Linked DNA regions of Homo sapiens: region 1 is linked to region 2. A link is a loop called in an ENCODE intact Hi-C map of the cell type or tissue named here. Cell type or tissue: heart right ventricle. All regions are shown on one strand. Each heading gives the region's core, and the rest is flanking DNA. Links, peaks and the distances in the headings are about the cores only.

Evidence for each region. Hi-C counts contacts between places; a loop is a spot of excess contacts. Peaks named below come from ENCODE experiments on the same cell type or tissue, not always from the same donor. Only the 100,000 strongest peaks of a DNase experiment are listed, where the experiment ranks them.
Region 1: it touches region 2 in a loop (4-fold over the local background); 14 of 110 quality-filtered maps call a loop at or near these places.

The regions. Positions count from the first base shown.
Region 1 is chr15:98,876,262-98,887,088 of GRCh38, forward strand. The region is part of intron 2 of IGF1R (insulin like growth factor 1 receptor); the gene reads left to right. Among named protein-coding and RNA genes, the nearest start is that of MIR4714, 97 kb to the left of the region's middle. RefSeq lists enhancers at 7,574-8,166, 8,167-8,759. In heart right ventricle, for the core only: CTCF peaks have their summits at 5,566 (motif pointing left) and 5,765; no DNase peak of the experiment used is centred there; H3K27ac peaks cover 2,121 bases.
Region 2 is chr15:99,052,977-99,063,803 of GRCh38, forward strand. No RefSeq gene overlaps it. Among named protein-coding and RNA genes, the nearest start is that of LUNAR1, 44 kb to the left of the region's middle. RefSeq lists enhancers at 4,852-5,453, 5,454-6,053 and silencers at 6,071-6,240, 6,351-6,400. In heart right ventricle, for the core only: a CTCF peak has its summit at 6,142 (motif pointing left); DNase peaks (open chromatin) are centred at 4,195, 4,925, 6,215, 7,345 and 1 weaker place; H3K4me3 peaks cover 1,542 bases; H3K27ac peaks cover 3,547 bases.

The sequences.
Region 1 (10,827 bases), core at 3,485-8,484, 180 kb before region 2:
ATTTGAACCCAATTTTACCTATCATCTACAAAAAAAGAAAACTATTAAGAGTTAAAAAAAAAAAAAGAGAGAGAGAGTCTTGAACTTTGAAATCCTTCATCCACGTTTTATAAAGTGTGGGGTCAGATTTTTTCCCTAGTTGAAATTGAGGAAATGAGAGTTGCCAATATGATTGGATTTGTACTGCCAAGATGGGGTTTTAGCACTTCTAATGCATTCTGGCAAGGCTGGTATACTTGTATCAAGTGCACAGCCCCACTACCACCAGCTCTACCACCCACAAAAATAAAAACTAGCAAAATAAAATATGAGCCAACAGAATTCTGTGGGAATGGCAAGTGTTTTGTTTTTGTTTTTAGTAGTAATCTTTGCGAGAACATTCCAAAGATGATAGTTTTACATTTGTATGTTTTTTTCCGAGGCACTTTTGAATCATCAGATAGATTAAATATAAGTTCCATGTATTTTTGAAGGTGGGAGTGTTCTTTGGTACAGTTCCCCCAAAAAACTGGTTCTCATGAGGCTTATGTGGTAATTCTGTTAACGAGAATGTATGATTATCTGGGATACTCTGTTCTGCTCTCCATCCTGGATAAGAGTTTACTTTGAAAGTCTAGTTGATCTTTTGTGATTTCTGCACAATGTAAAAGGTACTTTAACTTCAGGAGATAGGGCCAGCAATCAGATTTGATGATGGAAAAGAGTAGTGTAGCATTTAAGCATAATGTATACTCTATAATAAATGTTTACAAGTCCAAAAGTGTGCCATCAGAAAGTAACCAGATCAAAGGAGAGGTGACCAGAGAAGCTGGAAAGATAAGAAATAAACAAGTTTCAAGGTTACTGATCTGTAGCTGTTGCTGTCCATGCTTCTTGGCAGCTTTAATTATGACAGGGAGAGGGACCCAGAGGGAGAGAGAGAGACTGACTTACACATAAAGGCATTTTATCACAAAGCCATCTAAAACAAAAGTGTTAAAGGCACAATGCTGTGTTTAAAAAGCATGTACTTCTTTAAGAGCTCAAATTTAAATATATAATACAAACTTAAGATCCAAGGAAGAAAATGGACCCAGGACACGAAGAGAAGTTAACGCCACAGGTAATGCAGATGGCCAAGAGATGTGTGAAAAAGATAATCCAGCCTCACCAACAGCCACAGAATTGAAATGAGATACCTGTTTCTGCTTCTGGCATTGGGAAAGAAAGAAAAATGGCACTAGCAGCCTTTTTTTTTTTTTTTTTTTTTTTTCCCCAAAAAATTTGCTACTCTTGAGGTTCTGTCAAAGAATGTGCTGTGGCCTCTAGAAGCATTTTTAAAAAGAGACTTTCACAAGTGATTGTGCAAAATTGTGAGGTCACTGAATAGGTGTGTATCCTCCTAAGGAGGTAGCGTTGGAGGAGCTGTTCTTGTTCAATTTACTCAGCACCTGTGAAGAGGCTTCACTGTGATTTGCCTGTACAGGTGTGCAGGTAAAAATCTAAGTTCCACAGGTAGTGCAAAAAAATCTACCTCCCTAGGTACCTCGTACATTTATCACAGTTTCCTGGTAAACAGTTCTGCTGTTGTTGACAAAATTTTATCAGAAACATTGCATACTCTTCTCTAAATAGTAGTTTCCCTACAAGTGGCTGTCTTCAGTTTAGTCGTTTAAGTTATGTTGACATAAATGATTATGTGTGTGGCAGGGGCTTTTGCGTAGGTTGTTGAAACATTGCACCTTTTGGACTAACAGTTTTTACCAAAATAGGCAGAAGTGACATTTGCAGCCACAGCTGTGTGGCATTGAGCGTCTAAGGTATGTGTAATAGGCAGTGTATCGGTAGCATTGATACCTTGGTCAACACCAGTAAGCCATGTAATTGCCCAGAAGTGGGCTCTAACACTAGTTTTAGGAGATGCAGCCAAAACGACAAAGCTGGAGGCCTCTCCCTCTGAGCTTGGCCTCCACTTGGTCAAAACAGTCCCCAGTTTGTCCCTACGGGACACAGGCCTGCCTTGTTAGGAAATCAGCAACATTTAGGAGCCCACAATACCTCACATAACTCTGTGTACAGTAACAGAGAATGGAAATAGGGCTGTAAGCATGAACAACCAGTCAAGTTACAAATATAGAATACTCTCTCAATTCCACTTTAGTTAGTCATGGAGGGACAGTGTGAGTTTTATAAACTTATAAGGAATATACAAACAGTTCCAAATTTAAAATAACTTGAAGTAACTTTTAAGTGTGTGAAAAGAATATTTTTTTCCACCCTGTCCATTTAAGCATCTGTGACAGGCAGTATTAAGTGATGGGTGTCTTTACGTACACATGCCTGTTGCTCACAGTACTGGGGAAGAGTTGCAAAATAGTCACCCATTCTGCAGTGATTTCTCTCTTCTTATTTGTGAAAGACTCAAAAAAAAAAAAAAAAAAAAAAAAAAAAAAAACAACAACAAAAAAAAGGCCAGGCACGGTGGCTCAGACCTATAATCCCAGCACCTTGGGAGGCCAAGTCAGGTGGATCACAAGGTCAGGAGAGCGAGACCATCCTGGCTAACACGGTGAAACCAACCCCGTCTCTACTAAAAATACAAAAAATTAGCTGGGCGTGGTGGTGGGCGCCTATAATCCCAGCTACTCGGGAAGCTGAGGCAGGAGAATTGCTTGAACCCGGGAGGTGGAGGTTGCAGTGAGCCGAAATTGTGCCATTGCACTCTAGCCTGGGCGCCAGAGCAAGACTCTGACTCAAAGAAAAAAAAAATAGGGGGGATGTGGGTTGTGAGAGCGACACTGTGTGTCCATGCGTGAAGAAACCCGGCTCATGATGACCTCGCCCCAGAACGCCGAAGCAGGGCCGGTCCAGCCTGGATTTCACAGTGTTCTTCATTGCCTTTGTCCTTGATTTTTTGTCGTTACCATTATAACTTATCTCTCTTTCCCAAATGTATAAGTAGGCTTTGAATATGAGTTTAAAAGAAAGAATTCGGGGATGATTTCAGAGTACACTAGAATATTTTTTAAAAGAATATTTTATAAAAATACAGTGATAGTAAAAGAAGTAGAAGGCCAAATTCCGCCCCCAGCCCCTTCTTAATATTGGACTTTATTCCTTTGCTTTTTTCCCTTGCTGCCATCTAAGGAGGCTTTCTGTGCTATAGCATCCAGTTCCTCTGCCAGGCATTTCTGTAAAGATGAGGCACCTTCCACTGTTTTATTCTCCATCATTAGAGCACGTGTCCTGCTGACTCGGAGCAGAGGGGAGGCACACGGGGGTGAACATTCCCTGACAGATTGGATGTCTCTTAACTCTTTTTTCCTGGTATCAAAGAATGGCACAATTTAGTTGATTTGATAGCGTTACCAAATCGTTTTTCCTTTAGAATGAATCTAGAATGCAGATAGATTCTGAGGTCCAGATGGGCCTCTCTCCACCAACCTGTGACCAGTGTACCTGTGATTTTATCACTGCACATTCATAGAAAGGTTACAGGGCTAATCTTCCCGTGATATGAATCATGAAAGTCAAAATTTATGAATGAAAATAAAAAGGAATGAAGTACTGATATATGCCACACCAGAGATAAATATTGAAAACATTACCTATGCTAAGTAAAAGAAGCCAGTCACAAAAGACACTACCTATTGTCTGATTCCATTCATGTAAAATATCCAGAATAGGCAAATCTATAGCGACGAAAAGTGTAATAGTGATTGCCTGGGAAAGGGGCGTGGGAAGCATGGCTAACGGGTATTGGGTTTTTCTTTGGGGTGATGAAAATATTGTTAAGATTAATTGTGGTGGTGTTTGTACAACTCTCTAAATATACTAAAAGCTACCAAATTGTACACTCTAAATGGGTGAGTTATAGGGTATGTGAATTAGATCTCAATAAAGCTATTGTAAAAAATGTGTGAAGGAAGGGGAAGCATCCTATAACCTATACCATCCCAACAGCCCAGCTAGAGGACGATTCCTGAGCCTCCTTCTCAGCCTTTGTGTTAATTCTTTGCATTGATGACTTCTCTCTCTTTACCCTTACTAATTAGCTCTCAAAACCTCTATTTAATAATGATGCTATTTATAACTTTCCTCCTTCTGGTTTCTTGCTTGCCCTTTTTGTGGTGTTTGCTTGTTTTTCTTTTTTCTCAATACTCTGCCCAGCGTTGCGTGTTGGTTCCGGAGACTTAAGTGATCCAGTGGGCACTGTCAGGCAATTATTTCTTTTGCTCATTAATTAAGTGTTCACAGATACATTCAGCAGCCAAACCTTGTGGCATGCCTTCTGTCCCAGACAGTGAGAATCTACTTGGAACTTGGATATTTCTGTGAGCCTTGATTATATACACCACCAAGGGGATGGCATAGAACTAAGTTTTTTCTTCTTCTCCACAACAGACTTTGTTCTTTAATTTCACAAGCTTGACATAGCCTATAAGACATCATAGTGGTACCATAGACAGTTTTCCCTTGATGCCCATGGGGGATTTGTTCTGGGACCTCCCACAGATACCAAAATCCACAGGTTTATCAGCAAGGGTCACTGCTCAATTGCAACAACTGAAGCAGAAGCTCCTCTCATCAGAGGCAGTTACTGCAGCATGTTCTGTAGGGCAAATATAACCATATGTAAGTGACTGTGCTATCAGGAGACAGAACAACAAGACCCAGAAAGACTCAGTGACCCACAGAGCCAGTTCCACCCAAACAAGTCTTAGTAATGAGATTAGATAATGAGAGTGTATTTTCTTCATCAATTCATGTAGCTCAGCAAGGCTGGAAACTGCTTGCACACTTCTGCAGAGAAAAAAAAAAGTTCCATTTGCTGGAACTCAATAAATAAAGAAGGCCTTAGTGGGTACGTGTTATCTCCTTAGCATCACCTGGATGCCTGACCCTTTTCCAGAGTGTCATGTTGCCTGGGTTTTGTCCTTCAGTCTAAGTGATACACCTCTTAGTGTGGCGGAGAAAAGGGTGCTGTATTTCTTCCTGATGGATACATGCTTAAATGGAAAAGTAGCATGAGATGAACTCCCATAGCCCCTTCCTTTTATTATTTTTAAAATATTCATTCATTTATTTATTTATTTTTGAGATGGAGTCTCACTCTGTCACCCAGGCTGGAGCGCAGTGGCGCGATCTCAGCTCACTGCAACCTCCGCCTCCCGGGTTCAAGCAATTCTCCTGCCTCGGCCTCCCGAGTAGCTAGGACTACAGGTGTGCCCACCACCACACCTAGCTAATTTTTGTATTTTTAGTAGAGATCGGCTTTCACCATGTTGACCAGGCTGGTCTTGAACTCTTGACCTCAGGTGATCCACCCGTCTCGGCCTTCCAAAGTGCTGGGATTACAGGCGTGAGCCACTGTGCCTGGCCGGCCCTTCCTTTTAGACAATAGAAACATGCTGCAACCACATACCACCATAAACACGGTGGGGGAAGAGGCTGCAATCAACAGTCAGGAGGATCTGGGTTCCAAGCCCAGGTTTGCAGTGTAACAGCTGTGTGCTCTTGGTGTGAACATTTGGTCATGTACAAATGAGGATAATGATACTGCCCCCTTGTGATCATTAGGGGGATTAAATTAAATGCAGAAATATATGTGAGATGCTTAATGTGTTGTAAGGCGCATGGAATATATTTAGTGAATATTAACTGTATATTAATACAAAGTCCTGTATTCAGAATCTCCAGTATAAATTACATTTATATAGTAGAGATATGAATAGTTTTTGTGAACAAGAAGACCTGGAACTTCAGGTGACTAGAAGCTCAGAGTGAGCCAGCTATGTTTGATGATAGTTATTCTTAAGATCACACAGAGAAACGGCAAGCAAGCTGCTTTGGGCAAAAAAGAGCATTTCTACACTGTTCAGACTGCCTCTGTACTGTTAGAATAGGTCTAGGGCGTGTTGCGTGAGTGGTGACTGAGTAAGATGTTCAGAGGGAAGCCGTGACCGTCATCTTGGAATATTGTTTGAAAGTCTGACCTGTACAAAGCAGCACTCACTTCCCCTGCGTGTCAGACACCTGCATGAGGGCTGGGGAGGGTCCAGTACAGGAAAGCGCATTTTTAATATGTGTATGGAGGAAGTTCGTCAAGATGGGTGCCATCTGGCAGTGGAGTAGCACTTCCTGGAAAGTAATGAGCTCCCTTGGACTTTGTTTGAAGAGTCACCCAGGTTTTTGTAAAGAAGTGTTTCAGATCAGTATGCAATGGATGACTGTAAATTTCTCTTCAGATCTAAGAATCTGTGATTGGATGAAAGGGAGAAAGGACTGCATAAGTGCTTGTTGCTTGTAAACTGGGCCAGGTGGATGTCATGGCCCTAGGAGCTTCTTGCCTGCCTTTGCATGCCATAAAGCAGTCCTGCAACCCAGTGTCACCTCAGAGGGATGGGAATGTAGAAGAAGAGAGTGAATAGGGACAGTGATGAGGGGTGAAAATATGTAACTCCTTGCCCCTTCTGTATACCCTAGTACATTAGGAAGTTCACCCTTGTCTAGGCTTCCTGTTAGGAAGACAGCAGACTCAAAATGGAGTCTCAACCCCTTTCAAAGACTGCAAGATCTCCTTGTACACACTGGACTTGGGAGAAAATGAGAGCTTTCAGGCCTGCTATCTTAACAGGTTCAGAAAGGTGTGGTCCAGCCCCCTGACTAACCAGCCCTGCTGTGCACACTGAGAATTCTGCTCAGGTGTACCTTTCTGTGTGCTCCTGGGTGCACCCCCAAAGTGCTGGTTCTCTTGAAAACCTTTTTATTTAGGTTCAGACAGACAAACTGTGGTATCTTCCATTCTGACCATAAAGTGTTTCTTCTGGGTCTAACTACTATAGTGGGATATTTTCTCTAGAACAAGAGGTTGTTTCTTTTTGGCATTGAGAAATGTTGCCGATGTGATTTTCTTTTGTGAACGTTTAAGACACAGCGCTTGCCACTTGAACTTTCTTTTGCCGTGCGTAGCTGATTCCACATAATGGCTGCAGCTCCAGGCAGAAACCTGTTTGGAAGTTGTTTTAAACTCTTCCTGGAATCTCTAGGCAGTGGCTCAGTGGGGTTTTTTTCCAACCATTCCTTAGGATGACCAGAAGCTTGACAGAATCCTCTTGTCTTCATTTTGAGAAAATATGTCTTTACTGTGTGTATGTGCAGCATTTGGTTTTACCTCGTGGGTCTAAGCATTTTCAACTAAGCTTCCTTTTCCAACCTAGCAGACTTGTTTAAAGAACTTCAAACTAATAGCCAAGCTGTAATACGGTGGCTCTCTCAGCCTGAGAAGCCTGTGCTCACCGTCACTCTCTTCTTCCCTGGGGTGATAGGGATGGGGAGTAGTGTGTGTGAGAGGACAGAAGCGAGGATTGATTGAAGATTATTTTACGAGGCGAGAGCATGGTGGCACACCTGTCAGCTGAGTGGACTCAGCGCCTGCCCCGGCTAGGCTGTCCTCCTCCTGTGCCAGCCGTGGGTTCCCTGAGTCCCTCTGCAGTCATTCATGGGTGCTGAAAATAAAGATACCCTTTCTGTCGAAAGTGTTCGCCGGGCTGCCTCTGCCTCCCTGGAAAAGCAGCAGGGCACACAGGCTTCCTAGGCAGCCCCTGAGGGAGGGGCTCTTTTTATTGTCACTCTGGTTAGTTTGAAGACCAGACAGAAGGCAGCAAAAACCAACCCTTTGTTGAAAACTCTTTGCCTTTAGGCCCTTGGTACCATGTTCATGAGGCTCCAGATAATTCCACAAATACATTATTATTGTTACCTAGACTTGGGGACAGAGAAGGGTGAAACATGGGTCTGGGAATTCACAGATGAATATACTGTAATCCCCTCGAGCACATTTCTTTTAAAGGAATGGGGGTATTCTAAAGGAGTGAACACTCCACTGGGGGGCTGCTAGGCCCCTGTGAACGGTGGCAGCCTTGGCCACGGTGTGTGCTGTGATCTCTCCTGGGTCCCCCGGGCATCCTCAGACCTCCCCCACACCCAACCCACAGTCCCTTCTCCATCCATCTGCTGACCACACCCCAGGATGTTTCCAGCTCAGATCACGCCTGATTGCATCCACACAAACTGCACGCCAGGCATTTCCGTTTGGATGTGTACACAAAAACAACACGTCCCAGACTGAGCTGATCTTTCTGTACCCCTCAAAAGAAAAGTTCTGTACCCGGCCAGGCCTGGTGGCTCACACCTGTAATCCCAGCACTTTGGGAGGCCAAGGCAGGAGGATCACGAGGTCAGGAGATTGAGACCATCCTGGGTAACACGGTGAAACCCTGTCTCTGCTAAAAATACAAAAAATTAGCTGGGCATGGTGGCGGGCGCCTGTAGTCCCAGCTACAGGAGAATGGCAAGAATCCGGAAGGCAAAGCTGGAGCTTGCAGTGAGCTGAGATTGAGCCACTGCACTCCAGCCTGGTGACAGAGTGACACTCCGTCTCAAAAAAAAAAAAAAAAAAAAAGAAATTCTGTACCCTTCCAGATGGTCCTGGACATATCTTGAATCTACCCTGCTTTTCCTCATCTGCACTGCTGTCCTCTTGATCTGGGCTACTGAGGCTAGAATGCACATCTGATCATGTGCCTCCTGCTTAAAATAGTATTTTTCCTCTTAAGAGTAGTCCAAACTCCTATTGCTGGATTAAAAGGCTGTTCCAGGCTCTCCCTACCTCAGGGCACACCATCTTTCCTCCCAGTCTCCCCTCCCCTCTGTCTCCAGTGCTTCCATCCTTCAGTCATGCTGAGGTTGTCTTTGTTACCTTTGCTTCTCTTGGCCCGCACTCTCTGTTGGCTCTGCCAGCATCCCTATGCACCTGCTAGCTCCTACTCACTTGTCCAGCTTTGGCCTGGAAGTCCCTTCCCCTGGCAGGCAGCCCTAAGCTACCCTTTGCTTGCTACTGGCTCATATTCTCACTGCTTGTCCTCAGGCTGTGAGCCCTGGGAGGGCTGGGCTGAGTCCCCGAACCTGCCACGTCTATAGGGTGTAACCTACCTGAGGCCTGACTGCTAAAATCAAAAGAAGCCTTTCTCATTTGCTTAGCTGAGCTAAGTCCTTTCTGGAGAAGAATGCCCACGTCCTGGGTGGACTTCTGTTCGGCCTGGGGCAGGACGCTGCATGTCAGTTCACCTAGAGCCCCTCGCTTGCCCTCACCCCTCTCCCTTTCCTTCTCCTCCCCGTGTTGTCTCATGGTCAGTTCCTCTCCTGGCAAGGCAAGAGAATCATAAAATCTCTTTGGACCATGTGTCTCTCTGATGCACTTTGGAGGTTGAAGCTCACTTTCGTGAAGTTAGGAGCGGTTAATCCTCCTGCACGAGGATGCATGCCTGCTAGGGAAAGCCTCCCTGCGTTTATATGGAACAGTGGTGTGTACCTTAGGGCAACCCAGAAACAGCTGAGATGGCCCTAAACTCTTCCGTATTTTGATTCAGAAGCTTTACCTTATTTGAACATCTGCAGAATAAGTTCTTTCCTTTAGAAATGATTGGGGATAAAATTGTTTGCATTATGAAATATTGTATGGCCAGGTGGCCCCTCTTTCATGTTTTGTTCCTTGTGAAGAGGTTGAGTCTCCTATTTTTTTTTTTTTTTTGGAGATAGAGTTTTGTTCTTGTCCCTCAGGCTGGAGTAAAATGGTGCAATCTTGGCTCACTGCAACCTCCGCCTCCTGGGTTCAAACGATTCTCCTGCCTCAGCCTCCCAAGTAGCTGGGATCACAGGCACGTGCCACCACACCTGGCTAATTTTTGTATTTTTAGTAAGAGATGGGGTTTCGCCATGTTGGGCAGGCTGGTCTTGAACTCCTGACCTCAGTTGATCTGCCCGCCTCGGCCTCCCAAAGTGCTGGGATCACAGGCGTGAGCCACCACGCCCAGCCTATGGTATGCTTTTAAAAATGGTTTCTCTGCACTAATGATTATTTAAAAAAAAAACTCTGGCAAGAACAAAAACAAATGGTTTTTTAAAAACTCTAGAAATAATTTGATACATTCGAGGACTCTGGAGAGGGAGAGAGTTAAAGGCTGATGTGTGTGACTCTTTTTCCTCTCCCCCCAAGGAAAAAAAATGAAGAGAAGGAGCTTTTAAGTGCAGTGCCTCGTTTTTATGTGATTGCAAACCTGAACCAATCCTTTTAGTGGTGGATGTGGGACATGTTAGCTTTTCCAACAGTTTAGATGGGCCTTTGTTTTTATTGTTGGTCACTGTAAGAATTCCAAGGAATAGAAGGATCTCATGGGCAAAATCAGTTTGCTTTTTTCTCTGTATATTTGTTAGTTTATAGCAGCTTCTATTTTCCTCCTATTTTTAAAAGCTGAAATGCCTTTAATCGCACTCAGTGTGTTTATTCATGGAAGCCAGAGAAGAGGGTCCCTTCCTTTCCCCCATAGCGCCGTAATTGGAAATTTGGTAGTACTAGGTGAAATTCTCAGTTTTGGCGCTCGCATGGAACAGCCATCCATCTGCTGGCGAGACACACTGCCCGGGGCTTTTCAAGAAATCCCTTAATGGTCCTGAACACTAATAATATTTATATACATTGAGATGAGACAAAATTTACAGCGGGCTCTGGGGCTGGCTCCAGGACTCTCTAATCCCACACTTGCTCACGTTCTCTTGCTTGCCTCCTAGAATCCTTTCAGGTTGTGCTTCAGTGAGGGGAGCATGGTGTCCGTCTCTGCAGCAATGCTTATTTATGCAGTTCGTCCTCTAACAAACAGAGCAACTTTCCTTTTGACCTTCCCCTCTTCTCCCCATCACATTCCATTGCTGCCCCCGCATAGAGCATGTGCTTATGCATAGTTTGCATCATTTAACACGAAGGAACCCCTTGATTTGTGATCCCTTTAA
Region 2 (10,827 bases), core at 3,283-8,282:
TCAACAACAAAAAAGATTATAATACATGTTATTATGCACTTGTCAAAACCCACGGAACTATATGACACAAAGAGTGAACCTCAGTGTAAATTCTGGGTTATAGTTGACAACAATGTATCAGTGTTGGCTCACTGATTGTAAGAAATGTACCACATGTAAGAATTTCATAGGATAAACCACGGTGGGGCGGGTGAGAGAGCAGTGGATGGGTGTATGGAATTCTATGTCTTTTTGCTCAATTATTCTGTAAATCTAAAACCGTACTATAATAAAGCTTATTAATTGTTTTTAGAAAGATTATAATGCTGTATTTTTACTCCGCCTTTTCTATGTTTGTTTAGATATACAAACACTTACCACTGTATTACAATTACCTACAGCATTCGGGACAGTAACATGCTGTACGGGTTTGTAGCTTCAGAGCAATGGGCTATATCATACAGCCTAGGGGTGTACTAGGCTATGTAGGTTTGTGTAAGTAGACTTTATAATCTTCATACGACAATGAAATCACCTTATGACAAATTTCTCAGAGCGTATCCCTGTTGTTAAGCAATGCATGACTGTAGCTGGTAACTGTCGTTACCATCCTCAGGTCCAAAATAGACCTGCACAGCAGGGCACCCGAGGAGCACACGGATAATGCCTGGAGGCAGAGAATCAGGAGACAAGTGGGAGGAGGTTGACACATTCCGGAGATGCAGACATCTGTGTAGGGTCAGTTTTTACCTGCCCTCTGTTCATGTGTGGGACGTGACATTGAAGTGTTCCTGGACAAATGGACAGCCGGCATTGACATCAAGGGCAACTGCACCGTGACTGCTCTCTGAATGGGGATGCAGAGTCTCCATCCCGGAGACTGGGATAGTGCAGGATGGGGCGTGGCATGTAAAAGGCTCAGAGGGGAGACCCAAGTGTTGGGAGACTCCCCAGGCACAAGGTGGGAGGCTTGCCCACTTTCCAACACCCTCAGCCTTGCAATGTGGAGTGTGCCTCAGTAGCCTCTCCCTCAGCTCAGGGCACGTTTAATGGCAGGAAAGCAGCACCTTAGTGTTTGTCCAGTGACTGTTCTCAAGCTTAACTATTAGAGAAGTGACCAAAGGTCCGTGACATCTAATAATTTGCCAATTTGCTCAGGCACTGGTTTAAATTGCATCAGATTGCTGTGAGGAACAGGTCATCACGCAGCTTGTGACCAAACCTAGTCAACAGCCCGGCATCCACCCTCAGTGTGGATTCGTAATGTTTTATTTATAGTTGTGTGCCCTGACTCTCATTAAGGGTCTACCGGGATCTTTAGTTCAGTAGGTTCAGTCAGACTTTACTGCATTTTTACATTTATTTATTATCATTATATAAAATATCACATATGTACAAACATGTACATTTATACTTATTTGTAATATTTACATTGTTAATGCACTTTGTTATGTATTCTGTTTATATTATTATGAATCATATTGTTAAAGCATTCTGCTACACTAGGACATTGAAGATTTCTAAAGTCCTTCACACCCAGTCTTTACGGATTTCAAGGTTTTTCTCTGTTATTTATTTATTTTTGAGACAGAGTCTCCCTCTGTCACCCAGACTGGAGTACAGTGGCTCCATCTCGGCTCACTGCAACCTCCACCTCCCAGGTTCGAGCAATTCTCCTGCCTCAGCCTCCTGAGTAGCTGGGATTACAGATGCCCGCCACCACGCCTGTCTAATTTTTGTATTTTTAGTAGAGATGGGGTTTCAACATGTTGGCCAGGCTGGTCTCGACCTCCTGACTTCAAGTGATCGGCCCACCTCGGCCTCCCAAAGTACTGGGATTACAGGCGTGAGGCACCACACCTGGCCCTTCTCTACTATTTAAAATGGGCTAGCCTGACCCAAAATGGGAGGAGTATGGGTCTCCTGTATAACCCAAAACGCTTCTAGTTACCCCTCCCCTGCCTGCTTGGTTTGTGAGTGCCGTTAGCAGCGGAATTGATCACTGATATAGTCTGGCTTTGTGTCCCCAGCCAAATCTCATGTCGAATTGTAATCCCCAATGTTGGAGGTGGGAGTCTGGTGGGAGGTGATTGCATCATGGGGGCGGATTTCCCTGTTGGTACTGTCATGGAGATAGTGAGTTCTTGTGAGATCTGGTTGTTGAAAAGCGTGTGGCGCCTCCCCTGCTCCTCTCTTCCTCATGATCTGGCCATGTGAGATGTTGGCTCCGCCTTTGCCTTCCACCATGATTGTAGGTTCCCTGAGGCCTCCCCAGAATCTGATGCCATGCTTCCTGTATAGCCTGCAGAACTGTGAGCCAATTAAACCCCTTTTCTTTATAAATCACCCAGTCTCAGGTATTTCTTTATAGCAATGAGAGAATGGACTAATAAATTCACCATTAAAGTTTTTTCTCTATTATCTTTTTTTTTTTTTTTTTTTTTTTCCTGAGGCAAGTCTCTGTCACCCAGGTTGGAGTGCAGTGGTGCAATCTGCAACTTCCGCCTCCTGGGTTCAAGCAATTCTCTCATCTCAGCCTCCCAAGTAGCTGGGATTACAGCCATGCACCACTATGCCCTGCTAATATTTGTATTTTAGTAGAGATGGGGTTTCACCACGTAGGCCAGGCTGGTCTCGAACTCCTGACCTTAAGTGACCCACCCACCTAAGCCTCACAAAGTGCTGGGATTACAGGCGTGAGCCACCTGTGCCTGGCGTTTTCTCTACTATCTTTCTGATCCATGGTGTACTTGGTAGGGTGTAGTGGACATCTGTCATATTTGCCTGCTCAGCATCCCTGACCTCTTTTAATAAAAGGAACCATGATTTCTTTTAGAGACCCAAGTCTCTAAGTTTTCTTAGGCCTGGCCAACAAGGGACAAAAAAAGGGTCACTGAAAGAGCCAACCTGAGAATAAAGCCAACAGGGAGGAAAACAGGGCTGAGATATGGAGAGGGCCAGTCCATATAATGTTGTTAATCTCCTGGATCAAGCTATGCCTGAAGCTGGACCTTTCCATTATCAGTTTCATGAGCCAATTAAACTTCTTTTTTGCTTAAATCAATCTGGGTTGGATGTCTGTCTTTTCCAGAAAACAGAAAGAGTCCTGACAAGCCTGGGCTTAAAAGGGCTGCCGTGGATTTAAGAAGACAATAGTTAGGCGACCCAAAGGTAGCTGCCGTCCACTGACATTATATCCACATGTGTAATTAGCCTTCTGTCACTGGCTTCTACATCTGGTTCAAAGACACATGGCTAACTGCCAGTTATTCACACTGAGGAGTCAGTTTTAATTCCTCTCCATGAAGACCCTGCAGCTCACTTTACAGGACTGTGTATTTATTCTTTCTTCCTAGGTTGCCCGTAACTGCAAAGCCACACACTTCGGAGCCAGATGGATCCTGGCCCTGCTGTATACTAACGGTGTGACATTGGATAATTTACTTAGCCTGATTCTGAGTTCCTTGTATATGCAATAATTTTGTCTACATTCTAGGTTTCCATAAAGATTCAAATGTATATGTAAAGAGCCTTAGTTTGTAGCATATAGCTGACCCATCAAAAGAAGTGGCTGATTATACTACTGGCCACATGACTGAGCCCTCTCTTAAGTGCTAGGCCCTGTGCTAAGGGCTTTACAGGCATTATTTCATGTAACCCTCTGAACTGCCCTGGGAGGTATGCCCTCCTGTGCTCCTCAGGGGGCAGGTACTGTGTTAAGTCCTTCGCATATGAAGATATCATTAAATTCTCACAACAGTGGGAGCACAAAGATTTTAAGGAGTGTGACCAAGGCTGTGCAGCTCTGTTCCCTATGACTTTGCTCCATTGCTGGGCACCACTGCCCCTCCAAACAGGGCAGTCCCTGAGATGATGGTGGGACAGTGTGACATTCCTTTGGCTCCATCTGCCTCAAGGCATAAATGGAGAGCAGAATCCAGGCAATGGAATGGAACCATATCTCCATTTGGGAGTAGTTTCATGGTGAGGAGAACCTCAGGAAGAAGTGAAGAGCCAAGGCAGGCGTTAGGGACCCCCGGGCTCCAGCCTGCCAGAGCATCTGGAAGGGAAAAGGCAGCAGCCATGCTGCTACATTCCTGATCCTGCTAAGGACTCTTACTGGCTCCTGGGATGGGGACCTGGGCTCTGGGATGTCAGGGCAAACCCGGATGGGGTTGCCCCCAACTGGAAGTGACTGCTGGTTCTCATGGAAGCTGGTGCCTGGGATCAGCACCAAGGAGAGTGAGCCTACCTCCTGGCCTGTCAGCTAGGAAGTGCCAAGCAAGGGACCAGCAACAAAAGGTGCAGTCCTGAGCAAGACACGAGAGCGGTGGGAAAGGCCTGGGTTTTTCCACTAGGGGATAGGAGGCCTTACTGGAGCTGATCAACTGGTTCATACTGTGGAGTTGACTGTAACCAGTACAACAATGCTGGAAAGTAAAAGCTACAAGATATTCTCGCTGTCCTTTTCCCACAGAAATATACTATGTATCAAGCTAAGTAAATGTCTGGAAACCTGGAAACCCCCCAAAACTGGTAGAAGCAGTTTCTTTTCTTTATTCTTTTTCTTTTTTTTTTTTTTTAACTATTTCACACGCACACAAAAAAAAAAGAGCTAGAGAAAAACCATGTTTCTTGGATTTAATTTTGTTCACACAAATTTTCTTTTTTAAAAAAGAATAAACTGGAACCATCTAATCTAAGGTAAGCATGAAACTGTCTCAGTGACTCTTTTAAAAGTTGTCTGTAATTGTGTGACTTGGAAAATTAATTTCCTTCCAGATGAAGAAACCCGAGGCAGGTCTTATGAGTGACAATTATTAGTAACCACCTCAGGAAGCAGCTGGAACAATGAGAAGGGGCGGAGGACCGTGTGAGACCTGCAGGCAAACACAAGGGCTGCTTGCAACTTGCCTAAAATAGAAAATAGAAGTTAGCAACAGCTTCCCCGCCTGCCAGGCCCCTCTTTGGAAGGCTCTGTGCGGTAACAAGTACCATGGCAGGATGCTACCCAAGAGCCTCTCTGGAGATGGACAAGAACCCCTGGGGCAGTTGAGGCGAAACGAATGCCCCCTGGCTTCCTTCCCACCTCTGGGGCGCAGGTTCCCCACTAGAGTCACCTCCAGGTGCTGACGCCCTTTTGCTTCCTTCTGCTGAAAAAGTCAAACCAGTTACTGTTTTGATTCTTTTTTAAAGGTTTTAGAAGAATGACACATATTACACAAGCTTTATTTGGAGGAGTCATTGGCGAGGTAATGTGCTCTTAACCGTGGAACAAGCCTTGGCGCTGAAGCGTGAAGGACGCGGTTCGAATCCCAGCTTGGTCACCTTCGCCTTTTTGAGCTGCCCAGGATAATAAGAAGGTTGGGCAAGGCTCAGCCTGCACGTGGCTAGAAACATAATCCCAGCACTTTGGGAGGCCTAGGCGGGAGGATCACGAGGTCAAGAGATGGAGACCATCCTAGCCAACATGGGAAACCCCGTCTCTACGAAAAATACAAAAATGAGCTGGGCGTGGTGGCGCGTGCCTGTAGTCCCGGCCACTCGGGAGGCTAATCGGTTGAACCCGGGAGGCGGAGGTTGCAGTGAGCCGAGATCGCACCACCGCACTCCAGCCTGGGGGTCAGAGCGAGACTCCGCTACACATCACCAGGCTCACCTGAGAGGCTGGAAAAGCAGGGGCGGAGGGAGGAGTGGGGAAGAGAGGGAAGGGGGTGGGGAGCAAAGTACCCGAGCCGACACCGATCCCCAAACTGTACCTTTTCAATTATCTTAGTAACTTTCACCCCAATGGCACGGCTTATCTTAACACTGATTACCGCACCCCGCACCCCCCGCTATTCTCCCCCACTCCGCGCACTCCCAGATGCTTCACATGAAATCGACATGGCAAAGTCACAGCCTCGAACTGAAACGGTTTTCCAATTTTGGAAGCTTGACTGGCCATAAAAAGGTTTTGTTTTTTTCTTTTCTCTCTTCTTCCCTGCCCGTGACGCCGCCCCCTCCCCCGCCCTCCCTCCGCCCCCACCCCCACCCCCACCCCCTCCCCACGCTCAAGAGCGGATCCGCGCCGGCCGCGGCGGAACCTACGCGCCTGTTTTCCAGCGGCCGCTCCCCGGCGCTGCCCGGCGCCGCCCCCTGCCGGCGGGAGTCGGAGCTGCTCCCGCGTGCGCGCCGGCCGCGGCGGGCTGATGACCCAACGCCGCAGGCATCCGAGGATAACCTTTCCCTTTTCTTTCCAAGACCAAATAAGGGGGCTCTTCCCTCTGCGCGCCAGGCCCGCGGCAGTTAGGCCAAGGGGCGTGGAAAGGAGGATCCGGGAACGAGGCTGACAGTCGGCAACAACCGAGCACATTGTTCCCGCGGCGCCCGGCCTCCCCCTCCTCCCGCGGGCCCGGCCCGTGCCCACCCTGCAGCCCCAGGCGCGGGGAGCCAGGCGGGATCGGCGCGACCCCGGACCCCGTCGGCAGCTCCGCCAAGCCCTCCGGCCCCTCCCCCGAGAAGAAGTGAAGGGCGGGGTGCCCGCGGGCCCTCGCCCCGGTGCAGACCCTCCAGGCTCGCGGGGCAGCCGACCGGGGACCCCGGCGGGGGCCAGGCCCGACTGCCCAGCCTCGGAACCCTGGCATCGCCCCCGAGGGAGGGAGTCACTGGTGGCTGACAGTGTTTGGTAACCACAGAAACCGAGATCTGACCTATATTTTCGAACACGGCCTCAACTCTAGCTTTCCTTCTAGAAATCAAAGTGAGAGAATCTGACTTGCTGCTAATTTTCCTCCTGCTTTATATTCCAAAATGCCACCCGGAAGGCTAGGCAAGTCAGGAAACCTCGCTGGCGGTGTGGATGGCTGGTGAGGGTCCCCGGTGCTCCAGTTAGGAGGCAGGGGCTGTCCCCTCTGCAGCCTCCTGCCGGCCACAGCGTCCTCCTGCCCACCAGCGGCTGGTGCATTTCTGGAGGGCAATTGGATGATATTGATCAGGATTTAAAATAAGTGCATTGTTTGACGATTTCATTCCACTTCTCGGTGTTTATCCTAAGTAGGTGCTGGGAAGGGTGCACAAAGACAGACCTTCTAAGCACAGAGGATGGCCACAGTCCTGCTTAACAGTAACAGTAGTTGGCCTTAACTGAGCATTTACTAAGTGCTAGAAACTGTTCTAAACATTTTACAAATAGCTACTCACAACATCCCTATGCTGCGGGAACTGTATTATTTTTTATTTTTATTTTCTGTCGCCCAGGCTGGAGTGCAGTGGCGCCATCTCAGCTCACTGCAACCTCTGCCTCCCGAGTTCAAGCGATTCTCCTGATTCAGCCTCCCGAGTAGCTGGGACTACAGATGTGCGCCACCACGCCCGGTTAATTTTTTGTATTATTAGTAGAGACAGGGTTTCGCCATATTGGCCAGGCTGGTCTCGAACTCCTGACCTCATGATCCACCCGCCGCGGTCTCCCAAAGGGCTGGGATTCCAGGCGTGAGCCACCGTGCCTGGCCAGGGACTGTATTATTAATACAGCCAACCCTCCATATCTGTGGATTCAACCAACCATGCATGGAAAATATTCCAGAAAAAAAAATTCCGCCAAGTTCCAAAAAGCAAAACCCGAATTTGCCATGCGCCAATTACTACTACATTGAATCCACAAGAATGAAATGAAGTGTTGGCATTGTATGGGGTATTATAAGTAATCCAGAGAGATTTAAAGTGTACAGGAGGATGTGTGCAGGTTATATACAAATATCACACCATTTTATATAAGGAACTTGAGCATCTGTGGATTTTGGTATGGGGCTCCTGGAACCAATTCCCCACGCATACCGAGGGACAACCGCACCTCCATTTAATACATGAGGAAACTTCTCAGAGATGCTAGGTTTCTGCTGACCATCACCCAGCTGGGGAGTTGCACAGCCAGGAATGATGCCACGCTCTGAGGCTCCAGAGTCTGTGCCCTTGACCGCAACACTAAATGTTTATCAATGGGGATTTGATTAATTTAGAATACATCCGTATAATGGAGTATTTGCCGGCCGCTTAAATGGTGATGTAGATTGGGAATAATTGGCATGGAAAAATGTCCATGACATATTGTTGAGTGAAAACAGCTGGTTATACAAGAGTGTGCCTAACGGGATCCCGCGGTTGTGCAGAAGGGCGCTCATGGCTATGCTAACCATGGTCACCTTTGGGCAGTAGAATTTCAGGTGGCTAATTTTACAAGTATGTCGTCTTTGTTGTTGAACTCTTTTTTTTTCTTATTGTTAATCACAGTCCAGGCTGTGCTCAAATCCCACTTTCTTCACGTAAGCCTTTCCTGATCCCCAAAGTTGGAAGCTGCAGCTCCCCATGATTCTGACAAGTGGGAACTTGTATTGGAAGGTTATTCAGTGGCATGAGTGTGTACCTGTGTTGTCAGCTAAACTGTGAACTCGGAAGGGAGGCACAGACTGTTTCATCTTTTTCGGTATGCCCATTGTACATTGCATGGTACTTTACCCACTGCAGGATTCAAATATTTATCAGTAATTTGGTATAACCCAATGATGATGGAGCAATCCACAGAAAAATTAATTGCATAATTAGTTGTTTGAGAGCTGCTTCCATTAGCTAGGTGGTAAGTTCCTTGGGGACAGAGATGTACCTGTTCCTTTCCTGTCCTGGCACTAGGGCAGTGCCTGCACACAGTAGGTGCTCCATAAATGTTCGCTAAGTGACTAAGTCCAGGCTGCTCTGCCCCAAGCAGCCTTCCTTCTTGAGGAATCAAAATGAGAGCTTATTTGCTTTTCTCAGGGACCTCTGTCTGTCAAATGATTAGTCACCTATATGGACCAGACCCCTCAGCAGGAATTAGCTCTGATTAACATAGCAGAAAAGGGAAGCTCTTGGAATGGATGGGAAGGCAGGAGAAGAAGGCTTAGAAATTGGGCAGGAAATGAAGGAAGGAAGGCAAGAGGAAGACTTGGCCAAAGTCATGCCAGGGAGAGGCAGCTGACGCTGGCACCCTTGGGCACTGCCACCACCCGCACTAGATTCCCCCCTGCCCTGCCATGGCCAGCTGCCCCTGCAGTACATGGATTCTGTCTTGTTCCTGTGTCTTGGATCACTTGATTGAGAGTCAAGGCCTCAGAGGGAGGATCAGGTGGCTAAACCCAAGTGCTGTGCTGGGTGTTGGGCTGGGAAACGTTTAGCAGCTTGCTCACCAGTGGGAAAAGCCCGGATTTGCAGCATTTGCTGACTTCCATGGAGACATTCCCACCATGACTGATTTTTATTTGCCAACCATTTAACAACCAGCTCGAAGGATTCCTGAGAATGTAAAAGTTGGTGCTGGTGGGCTGGTGAGCTGTGCTCCAGCATACTCCTGTGTGTGCCCCATTGTCTGAGATTCCCACAGTAGGGAAAATCCCCTGGAAAGGAAGTGGGAAGGTTGCCAGGTAGCCCCGCAACACCAGTACATGTCCATATCTCAAAGCAATCCAGGGTATTGTGGCAGGGGCGCTATAACCCAAAGTGTGCTAGCCCTTCTACTTGTTAACAGGAGCTTTCAGAGATAATACCCAAAGGAAGGTGAACGATGAAATTTACGATTGTGGGGCAGGCCAGTGGGGCAGATGTTTGAAGGCAGAGGGGGATGAGGGAAAGATGTTTAGATCTGTACCCTTCAGATCTCAGTCAGTGTCCCTCCTATACTTGTAGCTCTCCAAGAACAAGGACCCAGCCCTGAATTATCCAATAAGTTGTCGGGAAACAGAGAAGCCTTCTCTAGGAGGGATTTACCTCGTTTCCCAGGTTTCAAGTCCAAGGACAAGAATAATTACAACAGTGGCTACTATTGTGTATAAAGAGCTTCCTGCATGTGCCAGGCATGTGTGAAGCACAGTCCTTCACCTAGGTAGCTTTTCTAAGGATAGGTCACTCATGGATAATCCCCCTGGGATTTGAGCCCAGGCTGTCTAATGGCCAAGCCATGTTCCTGATCACAAAGCCATCCTGACTTGGCCCATCTGTTGGTTGTCTCTGAATGAACCACAAGGCATGCCCACATTTTGGAAAATGGAAACCCATTCAAAACCCTGGAGCTCCCAGACACACATTAGATTAAAGAGACTGCAGAGACAATGTGGTCAAACTGATCCACACTGCCATCTGAGGTCTGCCCCTTGGCAGCTTCCTTCTATGTAAAAATGGATCCAGGGATGCCCAATGCCAGGGCTATGGTGGAGCCATGTTGGAGCACAGGACATCCGACACATCATAGGCTGTGAGTGTCATTATGCATTTTTAGAAGATTGTTTACTTAAGTCGAAATTACTACGGACATTTACTATTTTTGTTTTTAAAATCGTCTCTCAGACATCGCTTAGAGATATTCACACATCGATTTTAGAGTAAAGACGTCAAAATGTGGGAGACTGGCTTATTGAGCAGGCAGTACTCCTGGGATGTCATCATGAAAGTAACTGATTTTTGTCTCACGTTTTCCCTTGAAATGTCCCTCAGAATTGCCTTTTCTGGTTCTGGATGAAGTCTCAGGTCAGTTCCATGTCTTTCCTGGTCACTCTTAGGGGCATAGGATGTTGGAGGTGACAACAGAGACAGCCTCCTCTCCAGAGACTGGTTACATGCAGTGCCGGCTGATAACCAGAGTCTCTGCCTTCCTTCACAGTGACAGCTGCTGCCCCTCCACTGTAGGACCTACTGCAGGCAAGAGCCTGCTGCACAGGAATGGGGGAAGAGAAATGGTCATTGTCTCCCTTTCCAGTCCTCTTCCACAGCTTGAAGACGACAGACAAATTCAGACTCTTCTGGCTGAGTGAAAGTCACATCTTTTTTTTTTTTTTTTTGAGA